Linked DNA regions of Homo sapiens: region 2 is linked to region 1. Evidence: chromatin loops called from intact Hi-C (ENCODE). Cell type or tissue: GM12878. All regions are shown on one strand. Links, peaks and the distances in the headings refer to the core of each region. The heading gives the core; the rest is flanking DNA.

Region 1 (10,368 bases), core at 2,052-7,051:
GGGAGTACCTTCCCTGAGCACATGGCCAGGTGTTTCTGCAAGGTGAAATGATTTGGGGAGGTAACCAATAGTGTCTGCTAGACTTCATCATTTTGAACTACTGAAAATACACACACAAAAACGTGCTGGAAACACTTAAAAAGAGGTAAAGGTAGGGAGAATCCCTCGGCATGACCAGTTTTCCTGATTCTTTCATAGAATAATTTCCAACTTTTGACATGGAAAGCCCTACCCGTGGTTTTAAGTTCTTTCAATTTACCTTCCTCCCTTATTTCTAGACAGCTGGCTACTAGATACTAGAACCTGGACTCTAGCCTAGTCTTGCAGCTGAGGTTAAATTGTTCTTTCCAAATACTAAACAGACTAAACAGTCTGTGTAGTGGAGGAATAAACTGCCTTGACTTGATAAAGGTCCATGTTTCACTCTGTCCAATGTGCCACCATGATCCTTATCAGCTACTCAGAACCCTCCACCCTTCACTTGGCTTACTGTCCTTCCCCACCTACTCTTCCTTAGACTTCCTTAGGCTTTGTTCAAAGGGAGAAGAAAACCAATATCCTTTTAAAGCCTTATGCTTTAAAAGGCATTTCACATGGCTATTGGATGTCATGTTCACAAGAACCATAAGAAGTAGATGTTATCATCTAAGGTCCAGAGAGGTGAAATAACCTAACTCCAAATCATGCACTTGATAGGTAGTAGATTTGCCATTCAAACCCATTCTGGTATCTTCCAAAGCTCACATCCCAGAACAGCAAGCAGAAGTTTCCCAGGCTCTTCTTTCTCTGCCTTGGTACATCTCCACCTTGGCCTACCCTTGGTGGAGGTGGGGGAGGGGGAGAATAAATCTGGAGTCACAAGCCCTGGCTTGGGCTATCCCTGTCTTCATGTAGTGCCTGTGTAAGCTCAGGCAGGGCAGGTCACCTCTCCTTTACCAGTCTTAATGTTCTCACTTGTAACACGAGAGTAACACCTACCTTGTAGGGTTGCTGTGAATATTAAGGCAATAGATCTGCATTCTCTTTTATAAAGGCCAAGCACTACATGAATGTGACAAGCCATTATTATGGATAGATTTCTTATTTACCTACGTAATAAGATATGAAAATGGACCTTCCCAATGCTGTTTTGCACCAATACAAGAGACATCCAAAAGGAGTGTGCTCAGATCTACAGAGGCTGACTTTACAAAAGGTATGCTCTAAGACTCTCAAATGCCCTCAACAATTTTGACTACAAAGGCATCAAGAGAGGGTAGAAGTAAGAAGGATTTGTGAAGAAGGTTCTTTAGATAAGGCTACTGCCATGCTGTGGGCATCCCTCTCCGACCCCTGAGGTGATGGGGAGCCCCCTTTTAACCTTAAGTCCGTGAAATGGTACTTTAAAGGGACCCTTGAAGAGGTAACTGTGTGTTCTCTGTGGTTGGGGAGCTAGGATCAGAGCCTGAATTAAGACAGCCTGTGATAGCGGGCTGCACCTCTGCATGTGGGAGCCATGGGGGAAAAAGAGGCTGGACGCTAGGCATGGCAGCTTACACCTGTAATCCCAGAACTTTGGGAGACTGAGATGGGAGGATTGTTTGAGACCAGCCTGGGCAACATAGTGAGATCCTATCTCTACAAAAGTAAAAAAAATCGGCTGAGCGCAGTGGTTCACGCCTGTAATCCCAGAACTTTGGGAGGCCGAGGCGGGTGGATCACGAGGTCAGGAGTTTGAGACCGGCCTGGCCAACATAGTGAAACCCCATCTCTACTAAAAATACAAAAATTAGCCGGGCATGGTGGCAGGCACCTGTAATCCCAGCTACTTGGGAGGCTGAGGCAGGAGAATCGCTTGAACCTGGGAGGCGGAGGTTTTGGTGAGCCGAGATTGCACCACTACATACCAGCCTGGGCAAGAGCGAGACTCTGCCTCAAAAAAAAAAAAAAAAGTAAAAAAAAATTAGCTGGGCATGGTGGTACACGCCTGTGGTCCCAGCTACTTGGGAGACTGATGTGGGAGGATTGCTTGAGCCCAGGAGGTGGAGGCTGCAGTGAGATGAGATTGCACCATTGCACCCCAGCCTGGGTGACAGAGTGAGACCCACTCTTGAAAAAAAAAAGAAAAAAAGGTTGGAGTCTTCTTTTGTTAATCTTTTTGGAAATATAAGATACATATTAAAATGTGCACAAACAACAGGTTTATAGCTTGATGAATTTTCACAAACTGAATATCCCAACAAAACCAGAAGATTAATTACTAGCATCCCATAAGGTCTCTGTACCCCGCTTTCAGTCACTACTACCCCCAAGGGTAACTACTATCCTGACCTCTAATAGCACAGATTATTTTTGCCTCTTTTTGTTCTTTATATAAATGGAATCATACAGTGTGTACCCCTTAGTGGCTCACTTCATTGCTCAACATTCTATTTATGAGAGCCATCCATACTGTATGTAGTTGTAGATCGTTTATTCTCACTACTGTATAGCATCCCATTGTGTGAGCATTCCACAATTTATCCGTTCTACTGTTGATAGACATCTGGGTAGTTTCCAACTGGGGGCTATTATGAATACCTACGGATATTTTAGCACATGTCTTTTGGTAAACATATGTACACATTTCTCTTGCACATACATCTAGGAGTGGGACTTCAGAGTTATAGGGGTGGTGTCTGTAAAAGCTACAACAGTTTTAAGTGTTTCCAAAGAGGATTTCTTAAAGAAAGTGTGGATTCGAGCCTCTACTCCCACTCTCTCACATCAGCCCAAGAACCAGAAGCCAAAAGGGGTGTGGATTTTAGAGAAACACTGTATGGTGAGCATCACCAGAGCTGCAATCAAAGGGGCCCAGCGAAGGAGCCTCCCATGAGCCCCATGGAAGAATCTATATGCCAGGAACATGGCCCAACCTAGAGAAACATTTTAATCTAGCGCAGCATTGTCCCTGCCTCCACATGGGTATTGTGAAGGGCTGCTGTTGAGAGGCTAGCCTTTGAGCTCCATTTCTGGACAGCTGGTTTTCATCTGACCAACTTCACTCCTTGGCTGTGTGACTTTTGGAAGGTCATTCTTTCTCTCTAGGCCTCACTTTTCTCATCTTTCTGATATGAGGCTGCTTTCTGCTCTGAACTTGTAATTGACTGCGTTCTAAATGCCTCACGAACGGAAAGCACGTCTTCACTTTCCTCTGTATTCCTAGAGAGCACCTCATGCTCTACATACCTATTGGCACAGTAGGTCACTAGACAACAAATGTCTTGCAATTTCATTTTCTAAAGAAAAAAAATCTGCTTTTATGGGTTCAGTGATGCACAAAATGAGGATTTAATTGGCGCATTAAAATTAGCAACATGGTGTGTGTGTGCCTGTCCAAATATAGATGTTATACTGCACACCAGCTTTATGGAAAAATCCATTTCCATTCTTGTGCAACTGAGTTTCTCTGAAGAAACAGAGCAAAGACCATCTATGTATCATAAATTTGTCAACTCACTATTTTACCCAAGGATGTTGGGTAATTAGATTCCAACATAGACCCAAAGAATTCTTTTCTTCATCTGGGAACTTGTTTTATCACTTGCTACTGCCTTGATCCTAATGCTTAGCATTTAAAGGTTATATATAGGAAAAAAAAAAAACCACTCCATTGTGTAGTCACTGTCTAGAATGGCATTATATTTTAACAGGATATTATCACTCTGAAAAAAAAAGAAATCATTTTTACTGGGTAGGAAATTATTCCATCATACGGTATTATTCAAGCAATTAGAAATCACATTGTGTGGTGAATGATCAGCTCTTCTTGGTGGAGTTTGTTATTATACTGTTCGTATTTAAAATGTGGGGCTGCAGAGAGAAGAAGGCTTCTTTAGTAGAAGCATGAACACTCTAAGCAGCTCAGGCAGGTGAGCCGTGATGCAATTTTATTTCCCAGGAAATTCTTTCTGGAGTTCCCCTGAAGTTCCCTGTCTTACTTCACCCACAGAAACCTTGAATTCTTTCCCTTTAGCTAAGCTAGGCACCCCTAGGGCTTTATAGGGAACTGACAACTTAAAACTTGGTATTGATCCAAAAGTTTGTTGGAAAATCTGTCTTAGAATTCAGAACAGATTTTCTTCAGTTCTATATGAATGACTGGTTCCTAAGCACACCACCAGAGCCCACGCCACCCACAGGAAATGAGACGCTAGTATTAATGATGGTCAAGAACCAGTTACTTGGTAGAGTGTTATTTCCTGGTGAAAATCCACTCTAAGTTTTCTTGTGAGAACAGAAACTCAGCTCACCTTCTCTCCTCCCTACTGTGCTCTACTGTCAGAAGTGGGGATTCCTACACCATGGGGGATTGGAGTGTGCAGGACAGGAAAATGAGTTGGAAGGCATCCAGAAGTCTGAGCAAAGGCAGGGGCTTCCCAGCAGTGACAGAAAGACGAAGGGAAAAGGAGCAGGGGTGGGCCCAGCAATGATGCAGGGGTAGAGGTGAGAATATTTATAGCTTCAGCTGCAATCAGGAGGAAAGTCCCTGGACACAGAGGTAATTTTGCTCATGGGACATCAGCAACTTGTACAGTCATAATTGAGGGACTGTCCCAGTGAATACACAAGTTGATGCTTTAACATTCACTCAAGCCTACTGAAACTTAACCTTTCTTTCCACTTAAAAAAAAATCATGAAAATAAATCATTCTATAAAAAAAAGATACATGGACCTGTATGTTCATCGCAGCACTATTCACAATAGCAAAGGTATAGAATCAACCTAGATGCCCATCAATGGTGGACTGGATAAAGAAAATGTAGTACATATACACAATGGAATACTACACAGCCATAAAAAATAATGAAATAATGTCCTTTGCAGCAACATGGATGGAGCTAGAGGCCATTATCCTAAGCAAATGAACACAGGAACAGAAAACCAGATACCACATGTTCTTGCTTATAAGTGATAGCTAAACATTGGGTACATAAGGACATAAAGATGGGAACAATAGACACTGGGGACTACTAGAAGGGGGAGGGGAAAAGGGGGACAAGGGCTGAAAAACTACCTATTGTGTACTATGCTCAGTGCCTGGGGGACAGGATGATTAGTACCCCAAACCTCAGTGTCACACAATATACCCATGTAACAAATCTGCACATGTACCTCCTGAATCTAAAATAAAAGTTGAAATTATTTTAAAAACCATACTTCAGATATACAAAAAGTATACAGAACAATGTAACAAACATCCAGCTGAAGATAGAAAACATTTCAGGGCCGGCTGCGGTGGCTCACGCCTGTAATCCCAACACTTTGGGAGGCTGGGGCAGGCAGATCACCTGAGGTCCGGAGTTCGAGACCAGCCTGACCAACATGGAGAAACCCCATCTCTATTAAAAATACAAAATTAGCCAGGCGTAGTGGCGCATGCCTGTAATCCCAGCTACTCGGGAGGCTGAGGCAGGAGAATCGCTTGAACCCAGGAGGCGGAGGTTGTGGTGAGCCGAGATCGCGCCATTGCACTCCAGCCTGGGCAACAAGAGCAAAACTCCGTCTCCAAAAGGAAAAAAAAAAAAAAAAAAAACCCATTTCAGATATAGTTGAGCCCTCTGTTGTACCAAGTCTCACTTTCATTCTCTACCCCAAAACAGCTACAAGTTTGGTATTATCATTTCCATGTGTATTTTTATTATTTTATTACATGTAGATCACATATACGTATATTATAAATCTATAGACATTATATCCTATTATAAATCATTAGGGATATATGTTTATCCTAAATGATTTGATATTTTTGCATATTTTAACATTTTATAAGTGGTAGCACTTTTTTTTTTTTTTTGAGACAGGGTCTCATTCTGTTACCTAGGCTGGAGTGCAGTGGCACAAACATGACTCACTGCAGCCTTGACCTCCTGAGCTCAAGCAATCCTCCTGTCTCAACCTCCCATGCAGCTGGGACCACAAGTGCACACCACCATGCCCAGCTAACTTTTTAAAAACTTTTTATAGAGATAGGGTCTCACTTTGTTGCCCAGGCTGGTCTCAAACTCCTGGGTTCAAGCAATCCTCCTGCCTCAGCCTCCCAAAGTGCTGGGATTACAGGTATGAGCCACCATGCCCAGCCTAATGGTAGCACTTTCTATGTGTCCTGTCACTTGTTCTTCCTTTCTAACATTATGTTTTAAAAATTAGTCTATCTTGCTTGGAAATATACTACAAAGCTATAGTAACCAAAACAGCATACAGCATGGTCCTGGCATAAAAACAGACACATAGACCACTGAAACAGAATAGAAAGCCCAGAAATCAATCCACACATCTACAGCCAACTGATTTTCAACAAAGTTGCTAATAACACACATTGGGAAAAGGACAGTCTTCTCAATAAATAGTGCTAGGAAAATTAGATATTCACATGCAGAAGAATGAAACTAGAACCCTATCTCTCACCATATACAAAAATCAATTCAAAATTGATTAAAAACTTAAATGTAAGACCCAAAACTATGAAACTGATAGAAGAAAGCAGGGGAAATGGTTCAGGGTGTGGGTCTGGGCAGGGATTTTTTTTGATAGAATCTCAAAAGCACAGGCAACTAAAGCAAAAATAGACAAGTAAGATTATATCAAATTAAAAAGTTTCTGTACAGCAAAGGAAACAACAGAATGAAGAGACAACTTACAAAATGGGAGAAAATATTTGCAAACTATGCATCTGACAAGGGGGTTAATATCCAGAATATGGAAGGAACTCAATTCAATAGCCAAAAAAAACCCCATCTGATTAAAAAGTGGGTAAAAGGCCTGGATAGACATTTCTCAAAAGAAGACATACAAATCGCCAACAGGTATACGAAAAAATACTCAGCATCACTAATCATCAGGGAAATGCAAATCAAAACCAGTGAGATATCATCTCATACTAGTTAGAATGGCTGTTACTAAAAAGACAGAAGATAATAAGTGTTGGCAAGGATGTGGAGAAACGGGAACCCTTACATACTGTTGGTGAGAATGTAAATTAGTACAGTCATTATGGAAAACAGTATTGGAGGTTCCTCAAAAAATTAAAAATAGAACTACCATATGATCCAGCAATCCCACTACTGGTTATATATCCAAAGGACATGAAATTGGCATGTTGAAGAGTTATCTGTACTCCCATGTTTATTGCAGCAGTATTCATAATACCCAAGATATGGAGTCAACCTGTGTTCATCAGTGGATGAATGGATAAAGAAAATGTTGTATATATACATGATGGGGCCAGGCGTGGTGGCTCACACCTGTAATCTCAGCACTTTGGGAGGCTGAGGAGGGTGGATCACTTGAGGTCAGGAGTTCCAGACCAGCCTGGCCAACATGGTGAAACCCTGTCTTTACAAAAAAATATATATATATATTAGCTGGGCATGGTGGCGGGCACCTGTAATCCCAGCTACTCAGTAGGCTGAGGCAGGAGAATTGCTTGAAGCTGGGAGGCAACGGTTGCAGTGAGCTGAGATCGCACCACTGCACTCCAGCCTGGATGACAGAACAAGACTCTGTCTCAAATAAATAAAAATAAAATATATACAATGGAATACTATGGATAAAGAAAATATTGTATATATACATAATGGAATACTATTCAGCTGTAAAAAAGAATAAAGTTCTGTCATTTGCAACAACATGGATGAACCTAGAGGATATTATGTTAAATGAGCCAGGCACAGAAAGATAAATACTGCATGATCTCACTCATAGGCAGAATCTAAAAAAGTTGATCTCATAGAAGTAGACAGTAGTAGTGGTTACAAGAGGCTGGGGAGGGTGGGGAGATGGGGTATGGAAAGAGGTTGGTCAATGGGGACAAAGTTACAGTTAGATAGGAATAAGTTCTGGTGTTCTATGGCACAGTAGGGTGACTATAGTTAACAATATTTTGTATATTTCAAATTTCCTAGAAAAGAGGACTTTGAATGTTCTCACCACAAAGAAATGATAAATGTTTAAGGTGATGGATTTGCTAATTGCCCTGACTTGATCATTATACAATGTATATATGTATTCAAATATCACATTGTATCCCATAAATATGTACAGTTTTTGGTGTCAATTAATAAAATAAAGCTTAAAAAAATTAGTCCATGTTGCTAATGTGGCTCTAGGGCATCCATGTCAATACTGCTGTATAGTATTCCATCTTATAAACAGACCTTTTCTACCACCCAAACTCAGGACCCAGCCATGCACTCACTTCTTTTTCCCACCTCACACAGGATATTAGATTCTTAACTCACAGTCAGAGGAACACCCTTTTCTAAGGACCAAATTGTCCAGGTGCCTCACCTAAGCCCTCCTTCCTGAGCCCCAGGAGAAGCTGCCATTGGAAATGGCAGGCTGCCTGGTGAGTATGGATTCAGAACATGATCTGACCTTGACAGAGAGTTTGTCCTTGTCATGGGATAAGAACAGAAGAACTGCCTCCAGCCCCGGTGGATAGATGACTCACATCCCTGGAACTTCCTACCTCTTTTCCCTGGATGGGATCCAAGTCATGCTGTCAAAATAGAATTAATTCACTCTTTAAAAGGGAAAAAAATTCTCAAAATTTAGAATAACAGAATCATACAATGCAAGAGCTAGAAGAGTAACTTGTCCCTGCCTCCTTCCCCAACACCTTAATATAAGACAAGGGACATCTGGGCATCAGCCAAGCCAATTATCTGAGGATATTTCTAGACAGCAGTCACTTGGGGTTTTTCTAGAAGGGGCCGAAGGGTGAAGACCTGAAAAGGAGCAAAAGCAGAGTGTTGGAATGGCTGAGAAGCACCCTTCATGATTAATCAGTGACATTTAGAGCCATCTCTCAGCTCAGCTCAGCTCACCAGAGCAGGGAATCTCTTGGCAAAAGTCTCTGTCCCAGGATTTCTGGCACTTAGTTTGCTGGCCTGTATCAAGCATTCCTTGAAAACTATCTGGCCGGTCAATGCTGGTGCCTGCCATGCAGTATCTTTGAAGTAGGAAAAGGGCTCCTTTGAGTTCTAACCAACAGCTTTGACTGTGTGGAAGCTGTTAATTTACCACAGTTGGCTGCTTTCCCCATCACCCCTCTGATCTACAAGAAGGATCTGAAAAGGAAGCCCTGAAAGTTAGCGCTAACATGAACCCTAGAGATGTTCTAGCCCAACCCCTGATTTATCAAGTTATTAGTTTAACAAATAGGGGCCAAGTGCCTACAGTGTGCCAGACTCTTGGCTGGGCACTGCAAATACAGCGATGATCAAAACCAAACATGCCTCTGCCCTCTTGAAGATTACATTATAGTGGATAGGAGTAGGGGGTGACCAATATTAAAAGCAATCACACAAACAAATGTAAAATACATAATGCTATGAGGCAGATTTAGGGAGGTCAGGAAGGGTTACCTCAAAGAGGTAAGGCTTAGGCTGACATGTGAAGCAGGAGCAGGCATTAACACAGCAAAGAAGGGGGAGAGAGCTTTAGGGGAGAGGTAACAGTGAGTGGTAAGATGGAGCATAGCAAATTTGAAGGGCAGAAAGAGGCCATGTGGCCAAAGTAGAGATGGGGAGATGAAGCAGGGGAGCAGGGGCCATATCACTTAGAACCTTGAAGCCTATGTTAAATATTCTGGTCTTTATCCTAAAAGCAATGGGAAGCCATTGAGAAGCTTCAACTGAGGGATGGGACATAATCAAAACTGAATTTTCACAAAGATATCTTTGACCTCTGTGTGGCGAACAAACTGGAAAGGGGCCAATTGGGAGGATATTTTAAGTGAGAGATACTGGTGGCTTGGGCTGAGGTGGGGCTGGTGGTGGTGGAAAAAAGAAGAGAACAAATATGAGAGACATTTAGGAGGTTAAATTAATAGGACTTGGTGATGGCTTAAATATAGGGGTGACAGGGAGGTGGAAGTCAAGGACAGTTCACAGGTTTCTTCAATTGTTGGTACTATCAAGTGAAATAGGACCAGGTTTGTGACAGAAGATTGAGTGTTGAGTTTTGGGTGCTTTTGTGATATCCAAGAGGTGATATCAAGCAGATCACTGACTACATTTGGATCTGGGACTGAGAGAAGAGGTCTGAGCTGGAAATCTACATACAGTTGACCCTTGAACAACTTGGAGGTTAGGGACATCAATCCCCTATACAGTAGAAAATCCATGACTCCTGAAAAACTCAGCTACTCATAGCCTACTGTTGACCTGAAGCCTCACAAATAGCATAAACAGTCAATGAACACGTATTTTGTATGATATATATATATATATCTTTATATATATTATATGGTATTCTTACAATAAAGTAAGCTAGAGAAAAGAAAATATTAAAAAATTAAAGGGAAGAGAAATATATTTACTATTCATTAAGTAGAAGTGGATCAT
Region 2 (10,368 bases), core at 3,451-8,450, 83 kb before region 1:
GTCCAGGTTCTTGGCATTTTAAACAAAGAATTGGAAAAAACGCCCAGCAAAGCAAAGAAAGAATGAAGCAACAAAGAACGAAACCAGGGATTTATTGAGAATGAAAATACACTTCACAGTGTGGGAGCGGACCCAAGCAGCAGCTCAAGGGCCTAGATACAGAATCTTCTAGGGTTCAAATACCCCCTAGAAGTTTCCCATTGGCCACTTCATGCTCACCTCATGTAACTGAAGTGGTAGCCTGCAATCAGTCTGATTTGTTGCAGACAGCCAACTTCCCATCTACCACGCAGAAAAGGTCAAAGGGAGTAGCCTCTGGTCCTTTTGTTACTTAGGCTTGGAAAGTTAGGGTTTTCCTTTCAATTTAGTTTTAGGAAGTTGGCGTGAAACAGCCTTACATTCCCTGCCTCCAGACCCTATTCTCCTGCCTCATCAGTACATTTGTTCCTTTTTACTGCCAAATAATATTTCATTATAAGGATGAACCACATTTGGTTTATTCATTCATTAGTTGCTGGACATTTGGGTTTGTAGTGGGTTGAATGGTGGCCTCCAAAAAGATATGTCTATCTTTCTTAACTCCTGGCACCTGTGAACGTGACTTCATTTGGAAAAAGATTCATTGCAGATGTAATTAAGTTAAGGATCTCAAGATGAGATCACCCTGTGTTATACAGATGGGCCCTAAATCCAGTGACAAATGCCCTTATAAGAGACATACACAGGAGAAACAGAGGGAGAAGGAGGAGAATGTCATATAGAGAGGGAGGCAGGGATTGGAATGATGCAGCCACAACAAGCCAAGGGAACACCTGGAGCTGCGGGAAGCTAGGAGAGGCAAGGAATGATTCTTTCCTAGAATGCTGAGAGGGAGAATGGCCCTACCAACATTTGGATTTCAGACTTCTAGCCCCCAGAACTAGGAGAGAATAAATCTCTCTCTCTCTGTCTCTTTTTTGTTTGTTTGTTTGTTTTTTGTTTTTTTGAGATGGAGTCTTGCTCTGTCACCCAGGCTGGAGTGCAGTAGCGGGATCTCAGCTCACTGCAACCTCTGCCTCCCAGTTCAAGCAGTTCTCCCGCCTCAGCCCCCCAAGTAGCTGGGATTACAGGCAGGCGCCACCACGCCGGGCTAATTTTTGTATTTTTAGTAGAGATGGGGTTTCGCCATGTTGGCCAGGCTGGTCTCAAACTCCTCACCCCAGGTGATCTGCCCACCTCAGCCTCCCAATGTGCTGGGATTACAAGTGTGAGCTACCACGCCTGGCCAAATTTCTCTTGTTTTAAGCCACCCAGTTTGTAGCAGTTTGGTACTGCAGCCCTAGGAAACTAATTACAGTATTGTTTCCACGTTTCAGCTATTATGAATAATGCTGCAATGAGCATTGGTGTGCAAGTTTTTGTGTGGACATGTTTTCATTTATCTTGTGTATATGCCTAGGAGTGGAATTGCTGGGTCATATGGTAACTTTATGTTTAATATTTTGAGGAACTGCTAAACTGTTTTCCAAAGCTGCTGCAACATTTTACATTCCCACCAGCAATGTATGAGGATTACAATTTCTTCACATTATGTGTAATTTTTTTTTTTTGAGACGGAGTCTTGCTCCGTTGCCCAGGCTGGAGTGCAGTGGCACGATGTCGGTTCACTGCAATTCTGTCTCCCGGGTTCAAGCAATTCTCCTGCCTCAGCCTCCCAAGTAGCTGGGATTACAGGCATGTGCCACCACACCCAGCTAATTTTTGTATTTTTTAGTACAGACGGGGTTTCATCATGTTGGACAGGTTGGTCTCAAACTCCTGACCTCAGGTGATCCGCCCACCTTGGCCTCCCAAAGTGCTGGGATTACAGGTGTGAGCCACTGCGCCTGGCCACATTATGTGTCTTTTTTATTGTAGCCAACCTACTGGGTGAAAAGAGGTATCTCATCGTGGTTTTGATTTGCATTTCCCTAGTGACTAATGAAATCGAGCATCCTTTCAGGTTCTTATTGGCATTTGTACATCTTCTTTGGAGACAAGTCTATTCATATCCTTTGCCCATTTTAAAATTAGGTTATTTGCCTTTTTATTATTGAATTATAAGAGGTTTTTTTGTTTTGTTTTTTTGTTTTTTGAGACAGGATCTTGTTCTGTCACCCAGGCTGGAGTATAGTGGTGTGATCTTAGCTCACTGCCGCCTCGCTTTCAGGCCCAAGCGATCTTCCCACCTCAGCCTCCTCAGTAGCTGGGACTACAGGCATGTGCCACCATGCCCAGCTAATTATTATTATTATTATTATTTTGTAGAGACAGGGTTTTGCCATGTTGCCCAGGCTGTTCTTGAACTCCTGGGCTCAAGCAATCCACCCGCCTTGGCCTCCCAAAGTTTTGAGATTACAGGTATGAGCCATAAGAGTTTTGTTTGTTTGTTTGTTTGTTTTTTAAACATATTCTGGATATACATCCCTTCTTAAGTATATGAATCACAATTATTTTTCTCCCATTTTTTTGGTTGTCTTCTCACTTTCTTGATGGTATTGCTTGTAGCAGAAAAGTTTTAAATTTTTTTTTTTTTGAGACAGAGTCTCGCTCTGTCGCCCAGGCTGGAGTGCAGTGGTGCCATCTCAGCTCACTGCAACCTCCGCCTCCCAGGTTCACGCCATTCTCCTGCCTCAGCCTCCCAAGCAGCTGGGACCACAGGCGCCTGCCACCATGCCCAGCTAATTTTTTGTATTTTTAGTAAAGACAGGGTTTCACCATGCTAGCCAGGATAGTCTCGAACTCCTGACCTCGTGATCTGCCTGCCTGGGCCTCCCAAAGTGCTGGGATTACAGGCAAGAGCCACCGCGCCCGGCCAAAAGTTTTAAATTTTGATGTAGTCTAATTTATGTATTTTTTTCTTTTGCTGCTTGTGCTTTTGGTGTCACACCTAAGAATTCATTGCTTAACCCAAGGCCATGAAGATTTACTCCTATTATTTTCTTCTAAGAGTTTTATAGCAGTAATTCTTACATTTGATCTTTGATTCATTTAAATTAATTTTTGTGTATATTGTGAGGTAAGGGTCTAACTTCATTCTTTTTGTAATTGAATATCTAGTTGTCCCAGAACCACTTGCTGAAAAGACTATTCTTTCATCACTAAATGGTCTTAGCACCCTTGTTGAAAATCATTTGACCGTAAATGAATGGGTTTATTTCTGGACTCTTAATTCTATTTCATTGGTCTATATGTCTGTCTTTATCCCAGTACCACGTGGTCTTGATTACTGTACCTTTTTGGTAAGTTTTGAAATCAGGAAATGTGAGTCTTCCAACTTTGTTCTTTTTCAAGATTGCTTTGGCTATTGTGAGTCTCTTGCATTTCCAAATGAATTTTAGGATCAGCTTGTCAATTACTACAAAAAAGCAAGCTGGGATTTTGATAGGCATTGCACTGAATCTGTAAATCGCTTTGGGGAGTATTGCTATCTTAACAATATTAGGTCTTCTGACCCATGAATATATGATGTTTCCATTTATTTAGATCTTTAATTTCTTTCAAAGATGTTCTGTAATTTTCAGCATACAAGTTTTGCATTTCTCTTGTTAAATGTATTCCTAAGTATTTTCTTAATGATAAGTGGAATTTTTTATTTTATTTTTAGATTTTATTGCTAGTGTACAGAAATGTAGTTCATTTTTGTATATTTGTCTTGTATCCTGCAACCTTGCTGAACTTGTTTACTAGCTCTTTTTAAATTTTTTTATGTTAATTTCTCTATCTTTTTAAGCGAAGGGGTAGAAGTGTTTACTAGTTCTAATAGTTTTTAGTGGATTCCTGAGGATTTTCTACTTACAAGATTATGTCATCTGCAAATAGAAATAATTTTTATTTCTTCCTTTCCCATGTGGATTTCTTTTATTTCTTTTTCTTGCCTAATTGCCCTGGTTAGAACTTAGAGTACAATGTTGAATAGAAGTTGTGAGAGCAGACATCCTTGTTTTGTTCCTGACCTTAAGATTTTACTCCTTTTGATGTTCAACTTGTTCCATCTTTAGCAAGTAGACCCTATTAAAATTGGTTACTGCGGCCAGGCGCAGTGGCTCACGCCTGTAATCCCAGCACTTTGGGAGGCCGAGGTGGGCAGATCACCTGAGGTCAGGAGTTCAAGACCAGCCTATCCAACATGGTGAAAGCCCGTCTCTACTAAAAATACAAAAATTAGCTGGGCATGGTGGTGCACACCTGTAGTCCCAGCTACTTGGGAGGCTGAGGCAGGAGAATTGCTTGAACCTGGGAGGCGGAGGTTGCAGTGAGCTGAGATCATGCCATTGCACTCCAGCCTGGGTGACAGGGTGAGATTCTGTCTCAAAAAAAAAAAAAAAAATTGGTTACTGTGTCCTTTGGACATATCAATAGTATTTGATAGCGTCCATATTTTCCACGGCAACAGTTTGTACATCATGTACATTTCCTGCCCCAGATCTGAAATCAGCTATTTCTCCAAGGAGTCCTTGTTCCCTTTAATGGGTAAACGCATTGAGAAACCACAATCTGCATATTAAGTATACTCATTGCTACTGGGCTGATCACTGCCTTTCAATAGGCACAGCTGGAAAGTTTGTACTTTCTGGAAAGATAAAAATAATTCATAAATTCACATTGATATGTCTAATTCAAAATTAAGATTACATGGCTTTTACATATTTCATTGAATATTTGTGTCTTTCTTCCCTTAGGCTGAAAATATTAGTTCCTAATGACATTAACATAGTTACTTATTTGTTTTATCTTACTATATATACGTGCTTATAAGTGTGTATATATATTATACACACTAATAGTTTCAAGACAGCGATAATAGAATCATCACTAAGAGTTTAAGATTTTTTTGTGTATCTTTTTGTCCACAGGATATATCCCACAAAAGATTTACCATGAATACCATGTGTTTAAAGTTGTGTGGTTTTTTTTTTTTTTTTGAGATGGAGTTTCGCTCTTGTTGCCCAGGCTGGAGTGCAATGGCACGATCTCGGCTCACCGCAACCTCCGCCCCCTGGGTTCAAGCAATTCTCCTGCCTCAGCCTCCCAAGTAGCTGGGATTACAGTCATGCACCACCACGCCCGGCTCATTTTGTATTTTTTTTTAGTAGAGACGGGGTTTCTCCATGTTGGTCAGGCTAGTCCCGAACTCCCGACCTCAGGTGATCCGCCCACCTCGGCTTCCCAAAGTGCTGGGATTACAGGCATGAGCCACCACGCCCAGCCCATGTTTAAAGTTATTTGAAATAATTTCTTTCTGTGTTGTTAACCTACCAGCTTGATATACATGTTAATTTGTTTCACTTTTCTTTTGTTATTCAGGGATTCATTTCTATCCTTTTGATTTCAATTTGTTTTTATTTATTTATTTATTTATTTTTGAGACAAGGTCTTGCTCTGTCACCCAGGCCAAAGTAAAGTGGCACCATCATGGCTCACTGCAGCCGTGACCTCTTGGGCTCAAGGGATCCTCCCACCTCAGCCTCCCAAGTAGCTGGAACTACAGGCGTATGCCACCATGCCTGGCTAATTTTTAAATTGTTTTTATAGACAGGATCTCACTATGTTGCCCAGGCTGGTCTCCAACACTGGGCTCAAGTGATCCTTCTGCCTTGGCCTCCAAAAGTGCTGGGATTACAGGCATGAGCCACTGTGCCTGGCCTCAATTTGTTTTCATAATTATGTGAAAATATTTTTATGTCTCCTAAGCAAGGTATATTCAGAAAAGTGCATCCTTGTCCCCTCTGCTCTGTTCCCTCTCTATCTCAAAGACTAAGGGAACAATTTTTAATTAATTAATTAATTTATTTATTTATTTTTGAGACAGAGTCTCAGTCTGTCGCCTAAGCTGGAGTGCTGTGGCGTGATCTTGGCTCACTGCAGCCTCCAACTCCCAGATTTAAGCAATTCTCGTGCCTCAGCCTCCCGAGTAGCTGGGATTACAGGCGTGTGCTGCTTCTCCCAGCTAATTTTTGTATTTTTAGTAGAGATGGAGTTTTGCCATGCTGGCCAGGCTGGTCTCGAACTCTTGTCCTCAGGTGATCCACCTGCCTTGGCCTATCAAGCTGCTGGGATTACAGGCGTGAGCCACCATGCCCAGCCTGATTTTTTAAAATTAGTTTTTGTTTCTCCTTTTCGTTGCTTTTTTACCCCCAGAGGACATGACTCCGGCATATACCATACTTACTGACTTAATGTTCTCCAATGTATAGTACAGGCACATCAGGCATGGAAACGAACATCAAGTCCAAGCTCTTCAAAATTGTGTGTGTGCTCCCACACCAAAGCCTTGGCACAGCAAAGGTTCAGCTGCAGATGACCTTGTACCACAAACTTGCTCACAGGGAAATTTCCCTTGTTGAAAGATACAATTATTGGCTGAGTTAAAGTTCCTCTTTTCAGTATATATATCAGGTAATGATTTCAGATGTATGATTTCCTCTTTTCAGTATGTATCAGCTAATGATTTCAGGCTTAATCAATACCTTAGGAAACCTAACATTTCCAGTGTTTTTCATTAGGATAGTTCACATGTAAAGTTTAAAATTTCCCACAAATATTATATTTCTTTTATAACCCTTAGTCACCATATCAGTTATGGTGGGCACAGAAACCCAAATTTGGGCACAGAAACCCAAATTATGGTGGCTTAAATATGATGGGTTTTTTGGTTTTTTTGTTTTTTGTTTTTTCCTGTGAAAGGAGTTCAAGGATGGGCGTCCAGTGGTGACATAGCAGCTCTACATATATTAGGACCCAGGTTCTTTCTTTCTGCTCCCCTATAGGGCATGGCTCCCGTCATCAAGGTTGCTTTATAGCCCATGATGACTGCTGCAACTGACATTTTATACCACATCCTAGGCTGTAGGCAGGAAGAAGGGGCAAGGGCAGAAGGTGAAATCACTCACATTAATCAGTTCCTTTTCCAAAGCTTTCTCAGACGACTCAGGCAATGACTTTTGCTTTCACTTTATTAGCCACCGATATCTGCAGGGCAAGCTGGAAAAGTATTGCTTTAAAGCTGGGCACATTGCCACCCTCAACAATATAATGTTTCCATTAGTAATAAAGAAGGGGTTAGAGACCAGCCTGGCCAACATGGCAAAACCTCGTCTCTACAAAAAATACAAAAATTAGCCAGGCGTGGTGGCGTGCACCTGTGGTCCTAGCTACTTGAGAGGCTGAGGTGGGAGGATCAGTTAAGCCTGGGAGGTCAAGGCTACAGTGAGCTGTGATTGTGCCACTGCACTCCAACCTGGGTGACACCATGAGACCCTGTCTAACAACAACAACAAAAAGGGCAGGCAACTAGTAGCAATCTGTGCCACAATCTATACATTTCAATAATCATAATTTTGTGAATTGCTTGTAGCACACACTGAGCACTGTTAACAGAGGTCATCCTGAGGGATAAGGATGGAGGATCCTCAGTAGGGTCCCCTCACAGCAGAAAGCTCTCCATAGCACTTTGTCCAAGACTATTCTGGATGCTTCCTAGTTTCTGCTACCTTGTTTCTTTGCCAACACTGTGGCCTCACTGCCTCTTACACACCAATTCTCTTGCCTGGTGATATGGTTATGCTCTGTGTCCCCATCCAAATCTCGTGTTGAACTGTAATCCCCAATGTTGGGGGAGGGACCTTGTGTGAGGTGATTGGATCATGGGGGTGGATTTCCCACTTGCTGTTCTGGGATGGTGAGTGAGTTCTCATGAGATCTGGTTGTTTAAAAGTGTGCAGCACTTCCCCCTTCACCCTCTCTCTTCTGCCACCATGTGAAAACGTGCTTGCTTCCCTTCACCCTTCTGCCATGATTGTAAGTTCCCTGAGGCTTTCCAGCCATGCTTCCTGTACAGGCTGCAGAACTGTGAGTCAGGTAAACCTCTTTTCTTCATAGATTACCCAGTCTCAGGTAGTTCTTTATAGCAGTGTGAGAATGGATTAATACACCTGGATTTGGTCACTCACACACTGATGCCTCAGTCTGTTTCCACCATAGGCTCCTAATTGTACCCACTCAGCCTGGTAACTTACCTGTGTCCCCTCATGTCCGCCCTTAACCCCTATCCTATTGATAAGGTTTGGAGTTTGAATCTGTGTCCCCATCCAAATCTCATGTCAAATTGTAATCCTCAGTGTTGGAAGTGGAGCCTGGTGGGAGGTGATTGGATCATGAGGGTGGATTCTTCATGAATGGTTTGGCACCATCCCTTTGGTGCTGTTCTTATGATAGAGTTCTCATGAGATCTGGTTGTCTAAAAGTGTGTGGCACTCCCTCACTCTCTCTCTTCCTCCTGCTCTGGCCATGTGAGATGTCTCACTCCCCCTTTGCCTTCTGTCATGATTGTAAGTTTCCTGAGGCCTCCCCAGAAGCAGAAGCTGCTATGCTTCCTGTACAGCCCGCAGAACCATGAGTCAATTAAACCTCTTGTCTTTATAAATTACTCAGCCTCAGGTATTTTTTTTATAGCAGTGCGAGAACAGACTAACACAGAAAATTGGTACGAAGGAGTGGGGCACTGCTATAAAGATATCTGAAAATGTGGAAGCAACTTTGGAATTGGGTAAGTGGCAGAGGTTGGAAGAGTGTGGAAGGCTCAGAAGAAGACAGGAAGATGAGGGAAAGTTTAACAAGTTCCTAGAGACTTGTTAAATTGTTGTGACCAAATGCTGATAGTGATATAGACAATGAAGTCTAGGCTACGGAGGTCTCAGATGGAGATGAGGAACTTATTTGGAACTGGAGCAAAGGTCACATTTGTTATGCATTAGCAAAGAGGTTGGCTGCATTGTGCCCCTGTTCTAGGGATCTGTGGAACTTTGAACTTGAGAGTGATGATTTAGGGTATCAGGCAGAAGAAATTTCTAAGCCGCAAAACATTCGAGATATGGCCTGGCTATTTCTAACAACTATGCTCTTATGCGTGAGCCAAGAAATGACCTGAAACTGGAACATATATTTAAAAGGGAAGCAGAGTGTAAAAGTTTGGAAAATTTGCAGTCTGGCCATGCAGTAGAAAAGAAAAACCCATTTTCTGGGGGAGGAATTCAAGGCAGCTGCAGAAATTTGCATAAGTAAAGAGGAGCCAAGTGCTAATATCCAAGATAATGGGGAAAAGGCCTCCAAGGCATTTCAGAGACCTTCCTGGCAACCCCTTCCATCACAGGCCCAGAGGCCGAGGAGGGAAAGATGGTTTCATGGGCCAGGCCAGGACCCTGCCACCCTGCACAGCCTTGAGACACTGCTCCCTGTGCCCCAACCACTCCAGATCCAGCCTTGGCTCAAAGGGGCCCAGGTACAGCTTGGGCCACTGCTTCAGAGGGTGCAAACCATAAGCCCTGATGGCTTCCATATGGTGTTAAGCCTGCAGAAGCCCAAAGTGCAAGAGTTGAGGTTTGGGAGCCTCTGCCTAGATTTCAGAGGATGTATGAAACACCTGGATGTCCAGAGAGAAGCCTGCTGCAGGGGCAGAGCCCTCATGGAGAACCCCCACTAGGGCAGTGCTGAGGGGAAATACGGGGTTGGAGCCTCCAAACAACGTCCCCACTGGGGCACTTCGTAGAAGAGCTGTAAGAGGAGGGCCACCATCCTCCAGACCCCAGGATGGTAGATCCACTGGCAGCTCGCACCATGCACCTGGAAAAGTCGTAGGTACTCAATGCCAGCCCATGAGAGCAGCTGTGTGGGCTGAGCCCTGGAAAGCCACAGGGGCAGAGCTGCCCAAGGTTTTGGGAGCCCACCCCTTGCATCAGTGTGCCCTGGATGTGAGGCATGGAGTCAAAGGAGATTATTTTGAAGCTTTAACAGCTGCCCTGCTGGGTTTCAGACTTGTGTGGGGCCTGTAGTCCCTTTCTTTTGGCCGATTTATCCCTTTTGGAATGGGAGTATTTACCCAAGGCCTATACCCCCATTGTAGCTTGGAAGTAATTAACTTGTTTTTTATTTTGTAGGCTCATAGCAGATGGGAATTGCTTTGTCTCAGATGAGACTTTGGGCTGTAGACTTCTGAGTTAATGCTGGAATGAGTTAAGACTTTTGGGAACTGTTGGGAAGGCATAACTGGATTTTTCCATGTGAGAGGGTCATGAGATTTGGGAGGGGCCAGGGGCAGAATAATATGGTTTGGATCTGTGTCCCTATCCACATCTCATGTTGAATTGTAATCCCCAATGTTGGAGGTGGGGCCTGGTGGGAGGTGATTGGATCATGGGGATGGATTCTTCATGAATGATTTAGCACTATCCCTTTGGTGCTGTTCTCGTGATGGAGTTCTTATGAGATCTGGTTGTTTAAAGGTGTGTGGCACCTCCCTCACTCTCTCTCTTCCTCCTGCTCTGGCCGTGTGAGATGTCTCACTCCTTCTTT

Evidence for each region. Hi-C counts contacts between places; a loop is a spot of excess contacts. Peaks named below come from ENCODE experiments on the same cell type or tissue, not always from the same donor. Only the 100,000 strongest peaks of a DNase experiment are listed, where the experiment ranks them.
Region 2: a loop joins it to region 1, with 6 times the contacts of the local background. A loop is called at or near these places in 1 of 110 quality-filtered maps.

The regions. Positions count from the first base shown.
Region 1 is chrX:40,865,623-40,875,990 of GRCh38, reverse strand. No RefSeq gene overlaps it. Among named protein-coding and RNA genes, the nearest start is that of MED14OS, 140 kb to the right of the region's middle. RefSeq lists enhancers at 4,342-4,421, 8,408-8,907. In GM12878, for the core only: no CTCF peak of the experiment used is centred there; a DNase peak (open chromatin) is centred at 4,360; H3K27ac peaks cover 2,037 bases.
Region 2 is chrX:40,949,568-40,959,935 of GRCh38, reverse strand. No RefSeq gene overlaps it. Among named protein-coding and RNA genes, the nearest start is that of USP9X, 130 kb to the left of the region's middle. RefSeq lists enhancers at 8,787-9,468, 9,469-10,152. In GM12878, for the core only: no CTCF peak of the experiment used is centred there; DNase peaks (open chromatin) are centred at 6,245 and 6,885; H3K4me3 peaks cover 275 bases; H3K27ac peaks cover 821 bases.